3 separate regions of the Homo sapiens genome follow, and all the other regions are linked to region 2. Evidence: chromatin loops called from intact Hi-C (ENCODE). Cell type or tissue: dorsolateral prefrontal cortex. All regions are shown on one strand.

The links. A loop is a pair of places that touch in the nucleus more often than their neighbours do. Peaks named below come from ENCODE experiments on the same cell type or tissue, not always from the same donor. Only the 100,000 strongest peaks of a DNase experiment are listed, where the experiment ranks them.
Region 1: a loop joins it to region 2, with 6 times the contacts of the local background. A loop is called at or near these places in 4 of 110 quality-filtered maps.
Region 3: a loop joins it to region 2, with 8 times the contacts of the local background. A loop is called at or near these places in 3 of 110 quality-filtered maps.

The regions. Positions count from the first base shown.
Region 1 is chr6:22,733,651-22,741,650 of GRCh38, forward strand. No RefSeq gene overlaps it. Among named protein-coding and RNA genes, the nearest start is that of LINC03005, 20 kb to the left of the region's middle. In dorsolateral prefrontal cortex, a CTCF peak has its summit at 3,923 (motif pointing left); a DNase peak (open chromatin) is centred at 3,891.
Region 2 is chr6:22,141,385-22,149,384 of GRCh38, forward strand. The region is part of intron 9 of CASC15 (cancer susceptibility 15); the gene reads left to right. NBAT1 (neuroblastoma associated transcript 1) reads right to left here and starts at 5,809. Exons shown (of 3, transcript NR_034143.1): 1 at 5,656-5,809; 2 at 5,295-5,367. RefSeq lists enhancers at 3,834-4,335, 6,961-8,000. In dorsolateral prefrontal cortex, CTCF peaks have their summits at 4,689 and 4,889; DNase peaks (open chromatin) are centred at 4,897, 5,357, 5,737 and 6,821; H3K4me3 peaks cover 3,888 bases; H3K27ac peaks cover 4,045 bases.
Region 3 is chr6:22,653,407-22,661,406 of GRCh38, forward strand. The region is part of intron 2 of LINC03005 (long intergenic non-protein coding RNA 3005); the gene reads right to left. It overlaps LOC105374973 (a long non-coding RNA gene), which reads left to right. Exons shown (of 5, transcript XR_007059497.1): 3 at 471-1,626; 4 at 2,560-2,606; 5 at 4,524-6,616. Among named protein-coding and RNA genes, the nearest start is that of LINC03005, 61 kb to the right of the region's middle. In dorsolateral prefrontal cortex, a CTCF peak has its summit at 4,511; a DNase peak (open chromatin) is centred at 4,345; H3K4me3 peaks cover 767 bases; H3K27ac peaks cover 1,990 bases.

The DNA of each region.
Region 1 (8,000 bases), 590 kb after region 2:
ATATTCCAGGAAACAGGGACTCATTGTGGGAAGGCTAAGGAAAAAAAATTTTTTTTTAAAAAGGTATAGCACAAGCTGTTTTCTTTAATCCTTATAGAAAGTTTCACATTTGTAAATTTGTTGGGCAGGAAGATAGAAATTAAACTGAAAAGACAGGCAATGGTCAGATAATAGGATGCCTACCTTTTCCTGCTAAAGACTTGAGAGCTAGAATATAGGACCTAATGGATGGTATAGGCAAAGGGGAGTCACTGAGGGCTTTAACCAGGGAAATTGATTGAATTTAAGTACTTGATATGATTTGGCTGTGTCCCCACCCAAATCTCATCTTCAATTGTAATCCCCATAATCCCCATGTGTCATGGGAGGGACCCGGTGGGAGGTAATTGAATCATGGGGGTGGTTTCCCTCATGCTGTTCTCATGATAGTGAGTTCTAATGAGATCCGATGGTTTTATAAGCGCCTGGCATTTCCTCTGCTGGCACTTATTCTCTTTCCTGCCACCCTGTGAAGAGGTGCCTTTCACCATGATTGTAAGTTTCCTGAGGCCTCCCCAGCCATGCGGAACTGTGAGTCAATTAAACCTCCTTCATTTATAAATTACCCAACCTCAGGTATTTCTTCATAGCAGCTTGAGAGCAGACTAATACAGTACTATAATCAACACTGGCTTTTATTCTGCTTTAAGTGATTAGTTTAAGGCAATGTTTCCCAGACTTATCTGCACATTAGAATCCTCTGGGATCTCTTGAAAATTCCAAAACCCAGACCACATCCCAAGCCAATTAAGTTATGATCTCTGGGGATATATGTTGGGAACCAATGGCTTAATGAACAAAGTTTAAAAGGGAGTGTTATTTGGAGCAGATGGAATTGACTTGAGAAGGGTGTGCCAGTTATTTATTTTTTTTGCATATGCATTTTTCACAACTCTTAAACTTCCTAGTTTTTAAGTGATGGAGAATGGTTGTTGAAACAGGGTCAAGATCTCTTAACAAGATAAGAATCTACTCAGTTTTGTTCACTGCGTGGGCAGTTTCTGTCCAGCTAGTATAAGTAGGAGATTGGGCAGAAAGGATGACTTTCCAGAGACTACATCTTTGGGTCCATAAATTTTTCTTCATTTTTTTTCCCATAGAATCATGTCCCTTAGCAACATTTTTACTATAGCACAATATATTTGTACAATATTTATACTTAGAGCACAAATATTCATTTTTATCACTATATGTGTCTAAAGAGGCATTACATACCACATATATCAATTATGGGAAATACACTATTTCTTTGCTACTCAATTCAGATAGGGACCACATACCATATAAAATGAGCTTTTCTGTTATGTCCTGGGTCACACCTTTTCCCACTACACTGGGTTCAAAACAGAGATTTTTTTTTTTTTGGCCTTTTCTTGGATGTTGAAGAGGCAGGTTTTTAATTTTCCTTTTTAGTTACAAAATTCTATTTAGTTAAAAACAAAATACAACAGTTGCAGACTGTGAACTCTTACTGGTCTAGCTAGTGACAAGTACGGAAGCTCATCTGAGATACAGGATAAAGATAGTGATTCCACGTGCCACATCCAGATTTGGTAAATTTAACATGTTGCTCAGAAGTCTTCGTTGTAAACAAATATCTGTTTGTTCTGATTTGGTTTGTTGTCACTTTTTTTTTTTTTTGAGACAGGGTTTAGCTCTTTCACTCAGGCTGGAGTGCAGAAATGTGGTCATAGCATACTGCAGTCTAGAACTCCCTGGCTCAGGTGATCCTCTCACTTCGGCCTCCCGAGTACCTGGGACTACAGGTGTGCCCCACCACATTTGGCTAATTTTTGTATTTTTCTGTAGAGATGGGATTTCACCATGTTGCCCAGGCTGGTCTTGAACTCCTGGGCTCAAGCAATCCTCCCAACTCAGCCTCCTAAAGTGCTGGGATTACAGGTGTGAGCCAATGCACCTGTCTTGTCACTTTTAGACACACTGACTTTGGCAATAAAGATGTAAAGAGAAATGAGGAAGTAAAACATGCCTTGAATGTGTTTTGAACCAAAACAATTTTTTGTGGCTTCCATATTTGTTTGTTATAAGACATTGTGCTAAATTTGAGTGGTTTTCTCCCATCAGAAATCCTAAGAAAAATATTTAAGGTGGTTCTTCTTCTACCTTTTAAGCAGGCTCTCCTTTCCTTTTTTTCTACCCTTTCATGAAATGTTTGCTTTTCTCTCATACCCATACTGTATTTGTTGGTGCTATAGACTCTCTTCATTCCTTATCTTTGTTCCGTATCCTTAATCCAATTTTCTAACTTTTCTTTTTTCCTCCTTCCCTTCCTTTCTTCCTTTTCCTTCCGTCTTCTCTTCCTCCCTTCCTCTTTTCCTCTCTTTCTTTTTTTGCTTACTTTCCTGGGGATCAGCCATTAGGGGCTCTACCTGGTTGGCCCAGCCGATGCTGTCACTAGAGCCAGGTGAGACTTTCTGGCTTCTATGTCCATGCGGTAGCAACTCTGTTCCACAGGCTGCAGACTGCAGCGGAAATGAGTGTTGGACTGGAAACCTCGTGATCTAGACTTGCTTTAACATTTAGCAACAGGCTGCTCTTGAACAAACACCGTTTCTAAACTATAGTTTCCTCTACAGAGATTTGGAAAAGGTATTATCTATTCTGCCTACTTAATGAAGTTATAATGTAAAGAAGCAAAACTACTGGATGTCACAATAAGTTGGAAATCTCCAAAGCCTCAAAAATACCCAAGGCAGTGGTTCTCAGTTTTAGCTTGCATCAGACTCACCTGGAGGACTTGTTAAAACGCAGCTTGCTGGACCTCACTCTCAGAATTTCTTCTTCACTGGGTCCGTGGTACCCGGGCATTTTCATGTTAATGCTGCTGATGGCAGTATCAGTGGTTGAGAACATTGGTCTAAGGCATTATTATAAAATGGTCTAATCTCACAGTTTGCATCTGCTCTCTGTGATTCCCTTAGATCTAAAATTCAGAGATGCCATTAGGAACATAAAGGTGCTAAGAGGAATTTGAAATGACCAGGAGCGTAGGTCTCCAGAAAGTGCCTACCAAATAGGAGCTAGAAGCAGCTGAAAACAGATTTCACCTGAGGAAGCGCCACAAATTTCTAAGAAATTATATTTTAGACCTTGTGTTTCCTTGGATGATGAGTTAATTTACTTTTCTGGGCTATGAAAGTAGTCAGTATTATCTTTTAATTGAAGCCTAAGAAGGGACAACTGAGAAGGGGCCTCCTGCAGGCCTCTCTGCTGCAGCATGTTTAATGGCACAGTTCTGGCTTACTCTAATGAAGAGGAACAGGACACTGTCAGCTTCAAAGAAAATTTTCTGTGCTTTAAATGGTAATGCGGAGAGCATAGTAGATAATTTTAGCTGGAAAATCAAAATATGCTGTGACACAGCTATAAAACTCTTTGCTACGAAGCCAATATCATTCTGGCTGATGGCTATTAGACCTCACAAAAGGAGGTTAATTAACGAAACAAACCAGTTGTAAAACGGTCTGAAGGAAGTCTGGTGTGTTGCGTCAAGCTTTGAGGTGCCAAATGAGACTACATCCACCTAAAAAGAGGGGAAGCTGGCTGGATGGCAGAGAAACTCAGAACGCCTGTAGATTTGTATCTAAATCTGGCTTCTACGGCATATCTACGTGTAGTATGTGTGCTTGACCAAACATCAGAACAATCAGGCCTTTGAAGAAATGATGGGTCAGCCTAATTGGTCTTTCCCAAACAGTTGCACATACTGTTAAATTAAAAAAGAAAAGATGGGTCAGCTTAAAGCCATTCGCATGACTTGGATTAGCTGTCAAGTTCCCGCAAAGGCCAAAGCCAGGAATCCTTGCTCACTGTTTCTTCAGGGTACAAGGATGGGTTCGACTGGCAGCATAGCTCTTGGTTGCCCTCTGCAGGGACAAACATCCGAAGCTTTTTGTCTGGGGAAAAGACTCAAGAAAATTGCAGGCCTTGGAAAGACGGATGGGCTTGAGGCAGTAAATTTCAAGGCATGTCTGGCTCTTTAAGGGCCTATCCAGTGTGGGTGCTTTAACAAGCAGGCAATATTTTCAGGAACTGAGTTTAGTGCTTCAGATGTACAGGGGATTTGCTGACTTGAGGAAATGGAGTAATTCAGGTCTGGGGCAAATAGGAGAATATGAGAATTATTTCTTTTCTTCCCCCTTCATTGGAAGGCTACAGCTTGTGTGTGGTGGGGTGGGGGGTGGGGAACGGAGGGTGGAGCTTTTATGATAAAACAAAAAATAATACAAAACAATATACACACACAACTCTTGTTTTTATATATTTAGTACTGATGTCAGTGGAACTAATGAAAAGCAGATTGGTCACAGCAACATAGAAAATCAATTCTCGAGCTTTCTCTTATTCAGGTTTTTGATAGTACATTGCTCTCATCTGTTATGTGAGGGTCTCCAAGTGATTTTCCAATGAGTTGTTCTTTAGAGAAGAAATGAAGACACTGAAGACACTTGCTCTGGGTCATACACAATAATAAAAAGTAACCTCTTTCTTCCAATGAATGCTTTCTACGGCCTTCGATTTCAAGGCTGACATGAAAGAACTTTTATAATTCTCTTCCATGAGGCTCTTTCCGGGTAATAGAAGTCATCAGCTGAAAAATGAGATATGCACATTATACGTGCATTCATAAATTAATATTGATCAACTCCTCAGATATTTTATGACTTCATGGTGACCTAATGCTTTGTCATTTCCTCATATATTAGCACGACTTGGAACTAGTAAATGTGGCTATGTAACTACTTGTTCAAAGGTGGATGAAAGACTAAGTCTCTAGCTTATTACTAAAGAGTACACATTTCTCCTAGACACATTTGCATTAACATGTCTTGAGGAAGTATATGGAGGGGAAAATTAGGGAATAGGGTATAAACGATCTCTAAACAGAAGCCTACACTTTTGCTATTTCTCTTTGTTAAAGGCAGATGAAAGCATGCTCAGTCATTTTGGCTGAAAATGCAATAAGAAATATCAGTGGGGCAAAGGTAGCATAAATGCTCTATAGATAGCTGTTTTCCCCCCTCCACAAACATGAGAAAGAATATAACATTTGAAAGGAATAAAAATAAAGGGCCTCAGTTTGGCTCTCAGTTTCCTTGTGTACAGTAATAAAGTTGAGTAATAGCAACATATCAATGTGTGTTCCACAGGAATGCAAATTCTATCGCATGTAAGTACGCATCCCCCAAAATAATTCCATCATGATACAAGTTTGAGGAAGACATGTTTAGTCAAATTGAACAGTCTTATTTACTGCTGGACTTCTTAGGCTTTCATAAACCATTGCACATCAGGGGTTCCCAAGAGGTGGACATAACATAGTGTTTCCAATCTTTTTGACCACGCCACCATTTTCTCCACGTTACTATGAAAATATTGATATTGATTATTGTTTGTTAGTATCTTGTCCAGACGTCAAATTATATAAGTACCTGTTCAGAAGATGGGCTATAAAAAGAGACAGTTTGAAATGGAAGATAGATGGAATTAACCATGTACTTTGGGCCATAATAGCCTTATTTTACATTTTCACAACATCACAGCAAATAATTTTTTTCCTTGATTTTCCACATGTTGCTTTTCAAGGATAAAGAAACTTAAGGAGGAGAAAAAAAAGTCGCTAGTAAGAATAGAAATTAGATATTTACATGCCGATGAAAGGGATCTTAGAGTCAAATTGGTAGCATCTAAGAGCTGTCATCAGCAACATATTACTATCTTTCAAGGCAGCAAAATATCTGACTGGAAAACCCAAGCTCTTCCCTATCTTCATTTTCCACCCTGGCCATTCTCACAGTATGACAATGCCAGGCAGGTGCAAGGCACTGAATCTATTTGAACCCTTACAGTGAAGACAGACAATGTGGAATGTTCAAAAGTGAGCCCTTAAGATTATCAAGGAGTTAAAAAACAAACCCAGTCTGGAAAGGTTAAATGAGACGGGATTTATTTATTTATTTATTTTGTAAAGCATGGAGTAGAGTAAGTAGAGTTAACAGCATGGAGTAGAGTAAGTAGGGTTAATAGTCAATTCCCTTGTGTGCAGTGTTATTCGACAGATAGATGAAGGTGATCAGCTAGTTTCCTTTGCCAGCAAGGAAGGAAGGAGAGAAAGTGTTCTTATGCTGTAGTTGCAAGAATTTATTTTAGATATGGGGAATGGTTTTCTTATCCTGATGGTTTTGTTCCATGATTGCAGTTACCATTTAATTAGGTCAAAAAGGTAGTTTCCTAAAAGACACTTTACCAATATGTAACTAATAATATTAACCCTTATTAAATTATTATGATGGGCCACTTACCATACTGGGGACTATTTAGGCATCATGACATTTAATTTTCATATGCGCTTTCTGAGAAATATAATTTTATCAACAATTTATAGATGTGAAAAATACGGTTTATAGATATTAACTACCATCAGTATTTAGTGGAGTCAGTTTTCAAACTCAGATCTGCCTGACTTCAAAAGCCAAGCACTTGACCACCGTAATGTACAATTTCTCTTGTTGCACTGTTTCAGTGTAGGTCAGTTAGTGTTTATTTGAGTTTGTTCCTCAATAATAATATACAATGCAGATTAACTGTACTATAGAGACCAAAAGAAATTTAAACCAAGAACTGACTTTGCTCTTTCTTGACACAGGGAGGCAAGTGTGATCTTACTGAAGAATGAAGAGTCTAATGTAGTGGTTCCATGTTGTTTTGGGAGTTGCAGTCTGGGTTCTCAGGGATCTTCACTACCACCCCTCACCTTGCCTTGACTTGTTACACTGATTCTGCTGCTGAGGACAAAAGGTGGAAAGCAGAATATAATATCAAATGCATAGGTCTTGATGGACAGGGTCTGTAATAAAAGGGCCCTGGGGTGCTTTATGAAAGTGTGTAAGAATGGGAAGAAGTTGGCTTAGAAAGATATTATGTACATTAAGTTCCTGAAAGTCAATCTCAGCTAGGTGTGGTGGCTCATGCCTGTGATCCCAACACTTTGGGAGGCCAAAGTGGGAGGATAGCTTGAGCCCAGGAGTTTGAGACCAGCCTAGGCAACCGAGCAAGACCTCGACTCTACAGAAAATTTAAAAAATTAAAAAATTATCTGGGCATGGTGGCATGTGCCTGTAGTTCCAGCTACTTGGCAGGCTGAGGTGGGAGGATCAATTGGGCCCAGGGGGTCAAGGCTGCAGTAATCCATAATTGTGCCACTGCCCTACAGCCTGGGTGACAAAGAAAGACCCTGTTCCAAAAAAAGAAAAAAGAGAGAGGGAGAAAGTCAATGTCACCTTCTTATACAAGACCTAAGAGGCTAAATTCAAGCTGCCTATAACTTTGCTTGAAGGTTTACATGGATTTGTATAGATGACTATTTGAGAATTTGATTCATGGTAGGTAATTCTGTGATAAAAAGAGAAATAAATAAGAGATGCAACATCAGAAATGTTGTCTACAAGTTCACTGTTTCACCATAATTTATGTTAGGTAAGTCCTAACCCCTTGAAGTATATGTGTACACAATGTGGATGACAGCATGAATAATGTTTTGGACTGCATGCACACTAAAATGGCTATCGATAAGTAGCCAGTAGTCGCAGCCATTTACTAATACTCATAGTTTTCTTAGCTCTCTCCTGGGAAGAATCCGGCAGGCCTTTCAGGAGACGCCCCAAGAACCTGGGTTTGGCATCAGCTAGGCCTCACGGTGCAATGTGCAGGTGTTTATTCCAAACTATAAGTCACGATGCTTTTCCATCCTGACCTCATTCCTTGAATCTGCAGTTGTCCTGTGTGGAATCAGAGCAAATCCTACCATAAATCCAAGTTGAAGAATCAGAGCAAATAATGGAAAGCCTCTGGTCAAATTGAATCCAGGGTGTGAGGTCAAGCAGCCAGAGCCAAGAAATGTTATGTGAGGATATCTGAAAATATATGGATAAAACCGAAAG
Region 2 (8,000 bases):
CGCTCACATCTATTTTGTGTTTCAATTTCTGGAAGCAGTCTTTGTCTTTGAGGCAGTTTGGTCCCTGACCTTCTGTAACATTTGGAGCCCAGCCACACTGTCTTTGTTTACTGTAAAGAGCATGGAAAAACCGACTTCCTGACAGTGCTCTGCAAAGTCTAAGGTCAAACCACTCACAGGTGAACAAACACAGTTCTTCCACCTTAAACTTGCCATTTGGTCCCTGTAAAATGGACGAGGGTAATAACGCTGGACAGCAGAGAGAGGGGAAATCAGTCCTCTGCCAGCAGCCAGCAATTAGTCACTTTGTCAGTCTGCTTTGGGAAGGGCTCATCTTAATTCAGCATCCATTTTGAAGAGGTTAGAAACCATGACATGCAGTTTTAAGTCCTCTAGCAACTCTGCTAAATAAACCTATAGACCCTGCCTTTCTTGACACTATCAGCACATCATTAATATTTCCCAGGATTGCACAGATAAAGCATAGCATTCTTATTCACTTAAAGGATTGAAGAGTCACATTCACTGAATATTCACATCATGCAAGCCATTTCTGCTATGGTAAGATCTCTAAGGTGGGTTGGCTCCCTGTCAAGAGAGCATACCCTTCTTTTTTTTTTTTTTTTTTTTTGAGACAGTGTCTTGCTCTGTTGCCCAGGCTGGATGGCAGTGGCATGATCATGGCTCACTGCAACCTCTACCTCCTAGGCGTAAGTGGTTCTCCCACCTCAGCCTCCTGAGTAGCTAGTACTACAGGTGCACACCAAAACACCCAGCTAATTTTTGTACTTTCTTTGGTAGAGATGGGGTTTTGCCATGTTGCCCAGGCTGGTCTCGAACTCCTGGGCTCAAGCAATCCACCCACCTTGGCCTTCCACAGTGCTGGGATTACAGGAGTGAGCCACTGCACCTACCCTGCCTCCCCTGCTATTTTTTGCTCTCATCAAATGCAATAGCTTCCCTCTGTAAAAGGAAGGGAAGTGTCTTCCTGGGTAAGTGTATTGTAAGCTCTTTAAGGGCCCTAGACAATGCCTACCACACTGTCTTAGATTAGCAGGTCCACATAATGCATTTGTGTGAACATCATTGAATCAAACAATGACCTTGCTCACACATTTACCCCCTTTACTCAAAATCACTTATTTGTGAGATCCAAGTTTTCTTCTTACTATTTAAAGATTATTAGAGTTGATCTAAAGTGATATAAATGAAAATATTGCCAACATAAATTCACATTTTTCTTTTCTCTTGGAATAAATTCAGCTTTGGCTGTATTTTTTTTTTCTCTTGTTCTTTTTTTTTTTTTTTTTTTTGGTCTGTGGTGTAAGCAGGCTCTTGAAATGCCCTAGTTATCTAACACTGCTCTTGAACTCCACTTACAGATGATATACTAGCCTTTTACTAAAATATATCTGGGTATTAAAAGCTCAATTCTTTACTGCTGATGAGAAAGATTATTAACACTTTTTTTTCCCCAGCTATAATATGAGGCAGTAACACCCCTTTTTACTTCCAGAGCCAGAGGCAGTATGTCACATTAACCTTCATTAACTGCCCAAGAAATGAGGTACGTTCGTTAATTTAGTATTCTGGTTAGCTAAAATTGTGTGAGAAGGCTGATAAACGTCTGTGGTTTCTCCCTGTGCTATTAAAAAAAAAAATAAAAGAATGTTAAAGTATGTTAGCCCGCTTATCTTATCATCTTGGTAAGTTCAACATTCTGATTAGGGGGCAGATCTGGACAGGATGAGTCTACAGCTGGTGGGCAAGGATGGGGGTCGCTGGGGCAGGGTAGAGGAAACGCAGCCTGACTGAGATCAGCCTGAGGAAGAGCATCTGAGGCGTGTGGTGGGGGAAATCAGGTAGCATCTGAAAAGCAAGCCAAAGGTGGAAAGAGAAAACAAATTCTGTTTATATATAAGTAATGGCATGATGGAAGCCAACCCACCTAAGCCACTCAGATACCCTGTGAATTACTAAATTCACTGTAGAGATTTTTGTTATATGTGGCGTCATCACTTCTGATGTTCCCATTTCTACCTTCATCACCTTCATTTATTCATTACTTTAAAAAGGCATATCAAGCATTTTGCTAGCTACTGGGGAAAAAAAGATGAACGACACAACTCCTAAGCTCAGGAACCTGCGTTCTTTCTTCAGCTGAGCTTTAAAAAATGTAGAGTCAGCTTTACCATCACCTCTTCTCTGTTTTCCAAGAATACCGCAATAATGTCATTTCTTCATAACACCTCCAGAATCCATCTCAATTTTCCTTTCACCGCTACCAAGATTTGGGCACCATTCCCTTTTAGCCAGGCAATTGCAGAAGCCTCTTGATTAGTCTCCTTATACCCAATCCCTTCCTCCCCCATCAATCTTAGATTTGGCTACCGGACTTATTATCCTACAATTTGGTTGTTGGTCCCAATGTTTATGAAGAGGGTAATAGCTTTATATTGTGGCTCTCCTCAACCTAGTCCCGCTTCTACAGAACTAACACCCTACTTGATTCCTTCATCCACCTTCAGACATATGCATGTATTTTCACCTACCTGGTCTCCCTCCCACAATTTTTTTCATTTCCAAAGCAGGACAGCACGGTGGTTAAGACCACGCACTCGGGGGCCAGATATGCTTTACTACTTACTTGCTGTGTAGTTTGGGCAACTTATTTAACCTCCCTCTTGTGCTTCTGTCTGTGTATCACTGAAAATAACTTATTAAAAATATTTTCTCATAAAATTAAGTAGGTTAATGTACCTAAAATGCTTAGAATAGATGCTGGCACATAGTAAGTGCTAATTTTTAGCGACTGCCATTGCTATTGTTGTTAATACCTAAATCCTGCCCTACTCCCTGGCCCGATATTTTATAGCTCACTGCAAATCCCAGAGAACTCGGGGAACCTCCGCAGACATTTAGGTAGAAGTGTTTGTTCCCTTTTCAGCCCATCTGTGGTACCACTTATCTGACCCACACTTAGCAAGTGGATTGAGACTTACTAATTATTTTCATGGGAAATAAAACCTGAAGAAATGACTAGCAATAAAAGATAATAAATGGTTAGTAATGATTGATAGAAAAAAGTAGCACAGGCTCTATAGAGTATGTTCTCTGAGGGCAGGGACAATGCTTCGTGTGTCTTTGTTTCTTACACAATGCTTTATGCGTTGTTATTAACAAAATTGAGCCCCCATTTTTTTTTCTGATTCAATGGAGGATGTGATCAGAAGATCATTAATAGACCAATCTGTTTAAATAGACAATGAATAATCAGATAATAGATTGTCTTGACTGGTAGTGTATGAACGTGAAGAAATAAGGAGCCACCTTGGTTTTGGACAAAGGGTTGTCTAACCCATCTGGACAGTAGTTCTGGACATCATGAATGTGGTGGTTTGGTACGATTAGTTTGGTGGCAGGCTGCCAAATGGAATGAAACAAAAAGAGGGTGACCAGATTGGAGATCATTGGGTGGGAGGGTATGAGAACCTGAGCTTGGACTCTAGGAATGAATGGAGAAGAAATCTTAAATCCAAGGGCAGATGGTAAAGAAACAATATATAGGATTTGGGAGATCATAGAGGATGTTGAAAAGGCAAGGGTAAAAAGTGACTGCTGGATCTCTTCCTTGGTTAACTTTGGAGAATTCAAATTGGGAAAAGGTTGTCTTGAAGGACAAAAGATGTGTGCAGTTACTGGACCTTGAGCTCCAAGATGGCAGAGACCATGCATCTCTTGCTCATCATTGGAACCCCAGGGTCTGGGACCATCCTTGACACACTTATACAGTGAGAGGCTGAAAGGGCATCTCAAATGAATTAAAGGCCACTTACCTTGATATCTACACAGTCCAATAAGACATGTTGTAGACAATTACCTCCCACCTGTTTAATGATTCTCCGGTTCTAGTTAGCCGGCATAATCAATTTTGCTAAAAAGGTATACCTCTCACGTCTTGGGAAGGACGTCCCAAATAGGCAACTTACTTAATTCCAGGATGAGTGACAGAATCTACAGACCCTGAGGCCATCTCACTTGTACTTGCCTTAATGTAACTAGTAAAGCATACCTGGCAGTGCAGCACCTCCACAGGAAGGTGCTCCAGAAAGCAATTGTTTGCTCTCACCCTGCTGAGAAGTAGCAATATCCATGTGGCTTAAGGGCTGTAGCTGCAGCCATGAGCAGTGTTAGAAAAATATCACCACCATTTGCCAGCATGAGATGCCAAACTGCAAATAAGAGACATGTCGATTCAATGAAGCAGAAACATTTCACTTGTTTTTAAGATTACTTGCGAGAACTTTATTGCTATGTGTTTGTCTGCCTTTAAATAAGAAATTGCATTTTTAAAAAACCATCTCTTCTCTTCTCCCTACAAAGGGACGAGGCTTTCCTACTCGGGTGAATATTGCCTGTGCTGCTTACCGAAGAAAGGGAGCAGTCTTGGCAAGCATCTTATTAGTCTAAAAATAAATTATTCAGAATGCAGGTTCAGATACAGATTGCAGGGAGAGATAATAGAATAGGTTTTCCAAGCCTGATCATGCTATGAAGACGTGGTGTGTGCTTTTCAGGAATCCACTTAAGTGGAATCAGCTTTGACTAATACATACTAGAAATAATATTGCTGCCATCCAGCTAGTGTCTGTGGTACAGCATCCTCAGAATGTCTTCAAGTATCCACGGCCTCTTTAGTCTCTGTAAGTGCGCATATGTAAAAGTGTATATGTATTCCCAAGCAAGCTTCAGAGGCATGCTTCTCATTGTTCTTTTAAGGAAATGTCTTCCTGGCCGCCTGAGAGGGGCATGTCTCACTTGAGGTTTGTCTCCCTCCTGCTCCCCCTGCCTGGGTGAAATAGTTGACCACATCAGCAGCCGACTGCAGTTTGTCATGTGGTTTCTCATGTGATGCTGGGTCTGCAGCACTTGGGAGCAAGAGTCTTTGTGACTGGCACTCATGGACAGACAGTGGTGTTCAGGGACAGAACAGATTTTGGAGGGGGTGGGGAGGCCAATAAACCAAGAAACGTCAGAAATAAAAGTCGCATGAAGTACTCTGATCTCTGTATTTCCTTTTTTTTTTTTTTTTTTTTGAAATTTGATTTTAACTCTTGCTTTTTTTTATGGTTTGTGTCTGTTTTTTCCACCCCCGCTGGCGCCGAGCTGCGCTGTTTTGTGTTTCTTTTTTTTTTTTTTTTTCTATTTTTTTTTTTTAAATTCTGAAGCCAGACCGTCTTTCCTCACAGCTCCACGGCTGCATCTCCGTGGGCACGCAAGCTTCCCCTGGTTACCTGAGCTGCTCCTGCCGTCTCCCGCCTGGGCTTCGCCGTGGTGCACCCGATCCCGGAATCGTGCGTCTGCGCCCTGCGAAAGAAGGACCTGCTGGCGGAGCTCCGGCCGGGGTCTCCTGCCTCGCAGCTGGGCGAGGGGACTTGGAGGACAGGGTGAAGCTGCAGAAGACCTGGGGTGGGATGGCTAGAGAGGACGCCAAGGACTGGGGAAGGGGAAGTTAGGAATACCTTACATCCAATGCCCACCCGTGCTCCGCAGGGCAAGGGCAGCCGTCGCCTCGGCCGCGTGCACCCAGCTCAGGCTGTTCCCAGGGATTTAGTCTGGGGGGACAACCCATGGCGAGATGTGGTGGCATTTTACCTCAGAGTGGAGCTGAAGATGGATAAACAAGGTATCTGATGTATCTGCCTGAGAAGGCAGAGCTGGAGAAAGGCGGAGCGAGGGAGCGCGTGAAAAGAAAGAGATGCCGAATGCCGGGTGATTGTCTGCCGCTTGCTGTGCATTCTCATTCTAGGGAGGATGGCATAATTTATAACCCAGCACATGGATAGAGGAACTGTAAATTGTAGTCTGGATGTCCCCGGCGCTGTCGACGAAGGAACTGATGGGCTAGGTGACTGTACCAGTGTCCCCAGAGAAAATCGCAGCCTCGCAGCATGGATTTAAATGCATGTGCATGCATGTAGAGACATGAAAAAAGGTTTCTGACCATTTTACACAGGAAGTCTGTCACTTTGCTGGATCGGGCTTGATTGCAGCTTGTGTTTTCAGCTCCAGTTCAACACCCATTTCCTGACTAGTGAGACAGCATGGCCAAAGCAGCTGCATGCAGAATTTTCTTTTTACTGTGAAAGCAAGCCCCCTCTGTTTTAACTCCTTCCAGTTCTGAATGCTCTGTGCTTTGCTAGGACCGATTGTGGGGTTTTGTTTTCTTCTTCTACAAATCCCTGTAAACACAGCTGTATTCAGTAATGGCAAAAAAATTCTATCCTGTAAATAGAAATCTGATCAATTTAATCAAAATAAATGTATCCCAGATGACTTTGAGACCAGCTGGCTACCACAGGCTTCAGATGCTAAATGCTCAGTGGAGATGAATACAGTGTTATATTTACATGTTTCAGAGTGCCGGGATCAGCCTATAATTTGCAAAAAGAAATTATTTTCTAAAGACGAGAGGTGGTCCTACCAGCTCACAGCTGATGGTTAGGTACAGGTGTAAATGCTGTTCATGTGATTTGGAGATTTGCAGTGTTGCATTTCAAAAGGCATGTGCCATGAGGCAGAGTATGGCTGTTGTTAGTATGGAGAATGCTTGCTTCTAACTTGCTGTTATGGAGAGCCGAATGCCCTCTGAATAGCTTCTAGTGAGGTTGAGGGCAGGCACTTGAGGCTTGTTGTAGATTCAGATGTGAGAGCTGGGGTTCTCCAACCCCAGCTCAGTGGAGTCAGCTCAACCCTGGGGGTGAGGAGGTTTCCCAGTTGTCATGGGGAGCTCTTCTGGGACGCCTGTCTGGCCCTTCCACTGTTTGTTACTAATTCTACAAAGGCAGCTCTGTGTGTTGGATTATGTTTGGCCAGCTGTTGATGCATTCCTGCGGATGGGGCTGGGTGAGGATCTTATTACTGTACTTTCAAACTGTAGATCTGTGTGCAGGGATAGTACAGAAGGAAAGGAAAAGCAATAAGTTACAGAATCTGATCATTCTTACCTCTTTCTCCAGATAGTCCTAGAGTGAATCCAGAAAGGCTTTAAAGTGAAAAGAGGAAAGAGAGAGTAAGTGATTGGGGGTGGGTGGCATGAGGAGAAGAGAATGAAACAGAGCAAGCGCACAAGAGAAAAACAGCCTTAGAACTTCAAAGCTGCATAGACAAGCAGAATGTCACCAGCTTGTAATTAGCGGTTCATGGTTGCGTCAGTGACTGTATCTATCCAAGAATAACTATGTGATATGTGCCACAAAGTGAAGAAGATAGTCATAACTAAGTTATCAAACCCAGTTCAAACAAGGGCAAATGGATTAAGAAATTTTCTGTTTGTAAATCAAATACTGATGGATTACACAGATAAGACTTAACTGAATTCTGCGTAATTGAAGGCTGAATTATCAATTTGTCAGGGGGGATATGTTCATTAAATGAAACTGTGAACGCTTAAACATGCAAATTAATCATGCGAGAAAATATCAGTGCAAGCTCTATCAATACAAGATGTTTTACTAAATAGCCAAAAATGGCACTGCCAGTCTCCTATCTCTGTATCCACACATAAATTTTTTTGTTTGTTTTTGTGCATTTCAATAGAGAGAAGTCAAAAGTTACATTCGAGTAAATAGGGTAAATTAAATTCTAAAATTCCCACTTTAGAATTTAAAAAACAACTAAGGAGTTTTGATTTTTGGTGATCTCCCGAGTTTAAACCTTGAAGGAGCTTTTGCTGTCTTGAAGCCAAACAGCAGCTAGTCAGTAATCGTTATGGGAAGTCAGGGTACCACAGTTGTTGAGATTTCAAGGCCACGTTCACTTCCCTCCCTTGTCTCTTGTGCTTGGAGATTTGGGTGCTACTACAGCCTCCACAAAGAGACAGTGGGAGGAGCTGATTGGTCCGTAGGCTTAGAATGTTTACTCTTATTTGTTTTCAGTGCTCCTCCATGGCATTCATTTTCTGTTTGTATTTGTGTTCATGCTGCACAATTACTCCTGAC
Region 3 (8,000 bases), 510 kb after region 2:
CCAAAGTGCTGCGATTACAGGCATGAGCCACTGCGCCCAGCCAGTAATGATGTTTTGTAATGTAACATCTCAGGTAAGCATACATATAAAATTATAAAATACTTTTATTAATCAAAGAATTCATTTATGTATAAGTGCTTTCCACTCTAACCAAAACTGTAACAATTCCCCAAAAGTCGCCAAAGAGGAGCACAATAGTGATTCTTGTGGAAGTAAAATCAAATCATTTATTATTCAGAAGGGTGGCAGATTTACCAATACAGAAAGTTTCTGTCCCAAAATGTCCATTCTTTTGTAGCACTTGTTCTAATATTTAAATTTTTTTTCTATTGCTCATAGTAAGTTAACTGTTGTCACTTAAGATTTGAACAACTCACCTTCAGATATTTTGGTTTCTCTAAGTAAAATTATGCCATGATACAGAACATTAGGTTTGCTCTTACATTCTTATGATTTTGAATTTATTTTAGGTTTCACTGATGGAAAAATGGAGAAGGAAGATCTGATGAAACAGCAAGTCCTTAAGAGTGGGAGCCAGAAGTTTAAGTTGTAACAGGTTTTGGATAAGATTCAGAACTTAGAGGATAACGAACTGCAGAAAAATTCTTTGGAAGATAATGACTAGAGAAAAATTCTGGGTCAAAGGCAGCTATTGTGGTGCATAGTTATTCAGATTTCAAATTTGAAAAGAAATCATTGTTTCATAGGCCGAAAGGTGAGCCACTGGTATCTGTCATCAGCAAACAGGAAACATGAAGAAGAAGTACATTTATTCTATAGGTTGCAACACACAGTACAAATATACCATTAGAATACCTAAAATGCAAGATGAATCAGTCCCGTGAATTGAAACTTTGATTTTGTTCTTGAGCTAGTAAAGTTTACAGAGTTCTATGAGGAAGGACATCTGTAAAATATCTTACAATACGTTGTCTTCTATTTTGAGAGAAAGGGAAAGTATCTTTGCACTGTGAATATACCCTTTGTATTATTAACTGTGAGGACATGACAAGGCTAAACAATTGCTTCTTTCTTGTCAAAGTTTCGTTTGCTTTGGTTAGTGCCATTGTTTGAGAAAATTAAACAAGTTTCCATGTTTTAGGCTTCTTGACGTTTTTTGATGTTCCACTTAACTGCAGTGGAATAACTCGATGGAACAATTCAAGGCAGCTGTGCTCTGATCCTCAGTTGCCCTCCAAGGATAACATGACACATTTGATAAACACATTTCCTTTAACACCAAGTTCTCCAGGTCAGGCAGGCATAGCATATAGATGAAACTGATCTGAGCCTTCATCCTGAGGGAGAAGAGGGTTAGAGATGAAGGTAAACCTGGATCCCGGTTTTAACCCTGCAACATACTAGTCTCCTGAACTTGAGTATTTGTAAGTACAGAATCTGAGATTAGCTTTGCCCATGGCTTTCCACACATTGATATTTGATGGGACCTGACCCTTAAATAATCCCAAGTCATAGAAAAAGAATTTTGTGGAATAGTTGCACAGAGCATTTGCTTACTCAGTTCTGTTGCCCAGGAGCCCAAACGGTAGAGGGAGGAGAATGTGAATTCTGGAATTAGGAAGACTTGAGCTTGATTTCACCTTCTGCCATTGAACAACTGCTGAGGTTAGTTTCCTATACTCTTTGAGTCCCAGACCCTTATCTCTAAAATTTAGAATAATAATATCTACCTCACAGGATTGTTAAGAATGCTAATTGAGATTGAATATGTAAAGTACATGGCACAAAACATTCAATAAATATTAGTACTATTTAATTTAGCCTAAGGGTCTTGCTGGGTTTTTAGAGATGCTTTCCTGCCTCTTGTTGGCTCTACTGTTTACATAATTACTCTTTATTTTTCCTTTTCTCTAAAATGTTATTAATGTTTCAGTAAATCTTTTTTATATTGAAAACAATTTCTTATATAAAGTGGAACATATTGGGGGGAACTTTTCAGTAGTCATCCCGTAGGCTAAAGAAACAAAGAAACAAAAAAGATAGATGTTTTACATGTTTTTATTCTGTTGATGAGCCTCTGAGAAGATTGTTCCAGGTTCTGACACAGTCTCACCCAGGACCAAGATGGTTTTCTTCACTTTCCAACCCAATGATCTTTTAGTTTTAATATGAGTAAATCTAAGCATTGAAATACAGCATTTCCCACATAATTGTTTTTATACATTTAATATTTTAGCTCATGCAGAAAGGGGAGTTTCTGGAAACCATGCCTAAAGTGACCATCTATTGTAATCCTTGGAGAGTGTGACAATAAAAATTGTCTTGAACATTTATGTATAGCTTCTGGAAGGAGGCAGGAAAGACATCCTTAACCAACTAATAGAACTTTCACTTTTAAGGATCTGCAGTGCAGGTGATTAATTAGTAAAAATGGGCCCTGATACAAAGTCAACTTAGGGTCCACTGGATACTGCAACAAAGGACTTTTATTGTTTCTTCTTGAGTAGGGAAACAGATTTGCCTAATCAAAGACCAGATTCTTTCTTAGCAGTAAGGGAAAGAAAGTAGGTAATACTTTTTGTTTGTTTTTCCCTTCAGTAATGGAGAAAGCTCACAAAAGAAGAGAAGGGACATGCTTCACTCAGGTAGGCAATATTGCTTCTTTAACCCCAGGTGCAGCTATAGAGGCTTCCAAGTATATTAAGGTAAGAAGGCATTTGAGAATGGAGTTTACGCTGCAGGTACCCATGTCTTCCCGCATACTCCGGAGACTAGATTTGGGTTTGAATCGATTCTGTGGCTTTCTTTTACAAATTTCACTCCAGCCTAACATTGTCTCAACATTGTCCTCGCCCACTACCAATAATTTCCACTTTAGTAACAACATTCAACTATTCTTGAGAATAGCTGAGCCTCAAATTGGGTAACACCACCTCATAGTGTCATAGAACTGAGATCCCGTGACCCTACCAACCTATAGGTGTGCAGTGCATCAGCTGCTGCAACTTGTTACCCAACTGCTGCCTCTGGTCAATTAACAAAAATAAACTTCTTTCATAAAGGCAACTTGTTGGCAAAGATTTTCTTACTTAGTAAGTCTTTCCACCTCTGGTATTATAACAGAGAGGCCAAAACAAAATTAAAATTAAGATTGTCATCAGTAAGTTCTCAGGGTTAAGTACGTATACCGCTTTTGAGTTATCTTTAAAACAACTTAAGCCAAATCCTCCCTTAAAAATAATGGTTTGAATTAAATCTCATGTCTCCCAACCTGCAATCCATGATGAACAAGCTGAACTACAGCCTTAAACAACAGAGAAATCCTTGGAACCAACATTTAATTAAAAAGACCATTAGACGGTGCCTCATTGGAAGCACAGAACATGCTTAAATGAATTTTTCAATATGTAGATAAATGTTTTACCATTAGGGTTTCTTAAAGGAAGTAAAAATTGGCAACTCATTAAGAGTGTACATAGGTACTATAAACAGACAACAAAGTGCCTCTGGCATGTTTCATGATTTAGACATCAAAAGAAAAAGTCATAAAATCTACTTGCAGTAAAACAAAGTCCATTTTTCCTCAACAAGGCTGGTATCTATTAGCTACCTCATATGTGGAGAAAGAAAAGTTACCAGTCCTTTAATCAGATATATCTGAAATGTTTTGGGAATAAATATGAAATAGCGAAGAGTGTATGTATTTGATGTTTTCTATTTTTTACACTATACAAATGAGAATGACCTTGGTGGTTTAAAACATTCATCCTCTCTGTTTCTAATAATACCTACAATCAGTTGTGTGTATTAAAAGCTTTGTTAATAATCTACAAGTGGTAGGTGACCTCAGCATTTAGTTCTGTGGTTTAAAGCATGACCAAGATTGTGTTTTTGTTTTCCCCATTTTACAGCTAAAAAGTATGATGTTAAAAATACTGACAAAAACGAGTTGTTGCTATAAATATGTGAATCAAATGGGAATTTTCTGGACTTTGTTATTATGAACATTGCACAAAGAAAAAGCCAATGCATCACACCAGAATGTCAGTGGGATAGAGTACTGAGCCAAAGGAAAAGGGCAAAGAGCCCACTTTGGTACACCTGGAGTAGATTACACACATGGGGTTGATCTTTCCCTTGAAGCCAAAAAGCTCTGGTAATGTGCTCTCCACAGTACATGATAGAGCAGGGTAAAGCTGGAAATTAATCACCCAGTGCTACCAGAGCAGTTCATTACATGCAATTGACAGCTTCCTCTCTGTATTTTTAGATGGCTAAGAATCAAGTAGTTGCACATCAAAATGTGATTTTTTTTCTTGCTTCTTGGCACAGGACCCGTATCTGTCATCATTTCATGTCCTCAAAGGCCTGAGAGAAGCTGCCATCCTTGGGCAACAAAGGATGCCATGCAAAGCAGCTCAGAACTTGAGTTGTTTCAACAGATGCTGTTTTATGTTTTGCCAAAGAATGGCCCCTTTTATTTCTGTCATGAATGCAGTCTTTCTTTCAGTTTCTAAATGTTTGCCAGTATTAACCCTAATCCTTATCTGTCATTCTTTTAGGATGATGGGCTGTCCTTTTTCCTTTGGAACCAGCATAACCTTCACCATGTAAATATGGATTGCAAAGAAATGGAAACGTGGTGCTGTTCACCTTACAGCCCCTGATGATTTCTTATAGTGGGGGAGAGGGGGATTGCACTTCAAGGTCAGAGTAGCTGAGCCACGTTATTCCAGTGTAAGAAAAAATGCTAACATTGAAATGAGCAATTTTCCCCTGTAAAGATTCTCTGCCTAGGGGAATAGAAAGATCAGAAAAGGGAGCTGGTGGAGGAAAGAACTAGAATAAACAAAGCAAGCTCAGAACAATTTATTCCTATGTTTGTTTACTGAAATAGAACCAGGAAGGACCGATGAAGGTCTGAATTAATGTAATTTATAAGAAGAGAGGCTCCCCTCCAAGGCAATGAAGTGATCTCTTTCCAAATATGTAACCAGGAGTGGCTCCCTATAAACCCAAGGCATGTCAGGGCAAAGATGGTATTCCAGATCTTTACAGCCTCCCCACTTTTTGCCTCAGAGAGAGTTCCTAATTCACCATTTAGGGATTCAGAATTGTTAATCAAACTTGCTCTGATGAAATTTTGAGGGTTGTTCTGTTTCTTGTCACAAGTTGAATTGTTCAAAAGCACTGCATCACAGATCTGATTTTCCGCATTGCGCTAGCATTTTCTTACCTTGGGGCAGGCAAAGGGCTAGTCAAACTTTAAAATTGGAACTTCTTCCATTTTTTTCCCTCAGAGCATTTGAAGTTTTTTTGTTTTGTCTGTTTGCTTTGTGTCTGTTACATTTCTCTATTTTGCTTTTCAAGTGCAAAACTACTGTGCTGGAGATGATAGAGGGGATACATAAAGGGGGAAAATACATGCTCAAGGAAGTTCACAGAGTGGATACTCTATATCCAATAATAACAGTGAGGAAAGAAAGAATGCAGTTGAAGATATGAGGGGCAGAGTAATACAGAGATTTTCACAGATTTAGAGGATTGCTGCCCAAATCCTTCTGTTTCTCTCTTTTTGTTCCTAGTGAGAGTTGTTAAAATAGCTAACATCAACATGCCTATTCTGCACAGAGGAAGGATATATGAAGAAAGCAAGAAACCACTAGCCTATGTGCAGGGTGATATGCCTTACAGCCATGCTCAGTTACTATTTTTGATCGTGGGCCTAGAAATAACCATCTGGGCAATCAGACTTTTGCATTGACATGCAATGTTGGCTAAATCCACAGGCAGCTGGCTGAGTACTATTTAAACTCAGTGCTGAGATGGGAGTAGGCCCTGACAGGCAGTAGTTAGGGGACACTCATCTATTCTACCCATGTCAACAGTAATGATACTGTAATTCTTTCCAAAATGTGGTCCTTTTTGCTATGTTTTGACAAGCTGGCTGTTATTCTAACTTTCTGTATTATTGGAAACACACAGACTAGACATTGATACACATATATGCATATGCATGTGTTTATATGGCTGTATACAGTTATGGAAGAATCCATGAGAGTCAATCATCCATATTTATTAAGTATGTACACTATGCAAAGCACTTTATTGTGTGATATAGAAAAATATGGAAAAATTGTAAGCACACTAAGTCCAGGAGAGGTTGATTCACCTATTTTCCAGAACCTCACTTTGTGTTTCTATTAAGTGACGTATAGGGATCTGGTGGCATCCAATATCATTTCTAGGTCTTTAATTCTATGATTCCATCATTTTGGATGGAAATTAAATATACTGTTAAAGACATATGGACTGGATTCATGGTTACAAGCATAAGCTTTGGTGTCAGATTCATTTTAAATACAAGTGCGGCTTCTGCCACTTTAAAGTTCTATGACCCTGTGGCATTTATTAAATTGGGCTTTAGTATCCCCAACTATAAAATAGGAAATTGTAATTGTGATCTATCTCATAGGGTTGTTTTATATATTGAATGTGATAAAGCATGTAAAGCATTTTTCAGAAATTGTGGTAAAGGACAATTATTACAAAAATGTTAGCGCTTTTATGCTATCATGATGGTAGTTATAGAAGCATTGAAAACTGGGAAAAGTAAGTCAGCAGAACTCAATAAACTTGATTCCTTTGCACTGCCTTTTTTGTTGGAAAACTGTTGACTGGATAGATTTTTTTCCTCTCCTGGGGGAAAAGTGAAGTTGTGAATTTCTTTGTACATTTCAGAAGTAAATGAGACGATCTCATGTATAAATCACTGAATTCATATTAGTTCTAATCATTCCCACAAATACATCCAGGCTTTATGTGAGGCAAATACATGCATTTATTGAATCAGTTCATTAGCAGTGAAGATATATGTATATGTATATGTGTATAAACACATAAAATCGTTTTGGCATTTGTATGTTCATAGGAAAGAGCCAGGAACTATGGATAGATTAGAAGTCAGAAAATGCAGGTTTAAGCAGAGCTCTGATACTAACTTGCAGTGTCATTGTGGATAAGTTACTTAATCTTTCTAATCTCAGTTTACTTCTTTGTGCAACTAGGGCTTTACCTATTAACTGGTCTCAGCTCTAACACTGCTGTGAAGTCTCATGACTCTTTGTCAACAATAGCTCCATGAATGATAACCTAAGATAACTACAATGAACTTCATTCTTGTATAGATCAATGTTTCTCAAATTAGAATGGGAAATCTCAAGAGTCCAGACAATTTCAGCTCAATCAGCAATCTCAAGACCTCCTGACCAAAAGTTGTCCTGTTCATATGGCCCTGTCTCCTCCACCCCCTGCAGCCAAAAATCCAATAGACATTCACTGGGAGCCAGCTGTTGTCACGCACTGCACTTGACGGTAGAAATTTAAGATATAAAATACATTTTCTAATGAGGAAGACATGTCATATTTACATTGTCTTAAATGCTAGGCAAGCACACAGAAAAACTACTAAATATTTCTGGTAAGGTCTGATAAATTGACACGCGGGTTTCTTTGGAGATGCGCCTTAAAGGATGTCAAAGAATTGATCTGGTGGATAAAGTAATGAGGAGACAGTGGAAGTTCTCATGCAAAGGAAAAAAAACAATTGTAAAGATACAAAGGTGTGAGAAATCTTGATATAGTCAGAGAATAGAAATTACTGTGGATGTGAAATAAAGAGCATCGGTTAAGAGACCAGATACCAAAGTCAAATGGTCTAGGTTCAAATACCAGCTCCATCACTTAGGTGCACATGCTGGGCTAATTATTTGACCTCTCTGCTTCAGTTTCTTCATTTGCAGTATGAGAATGATAAGGTATTGTAAGGATATATTTTTGAAACATACTCAGTCAATATGAGCTATTTTCTTGAGTATCAAGTAGAGGGGGTTAGTGAGACAATAGAGCGAGGAGACACTAAAGAGGTAGATTGTAATCTGATGACAACCAGAGGCTGTCTTATGCCTTGTCAAAAAAGGTCTCCTAGATGTGCCGATGGGGATTTATGCTGGAGAGTCCGGTGGCCATATTAATGGCAT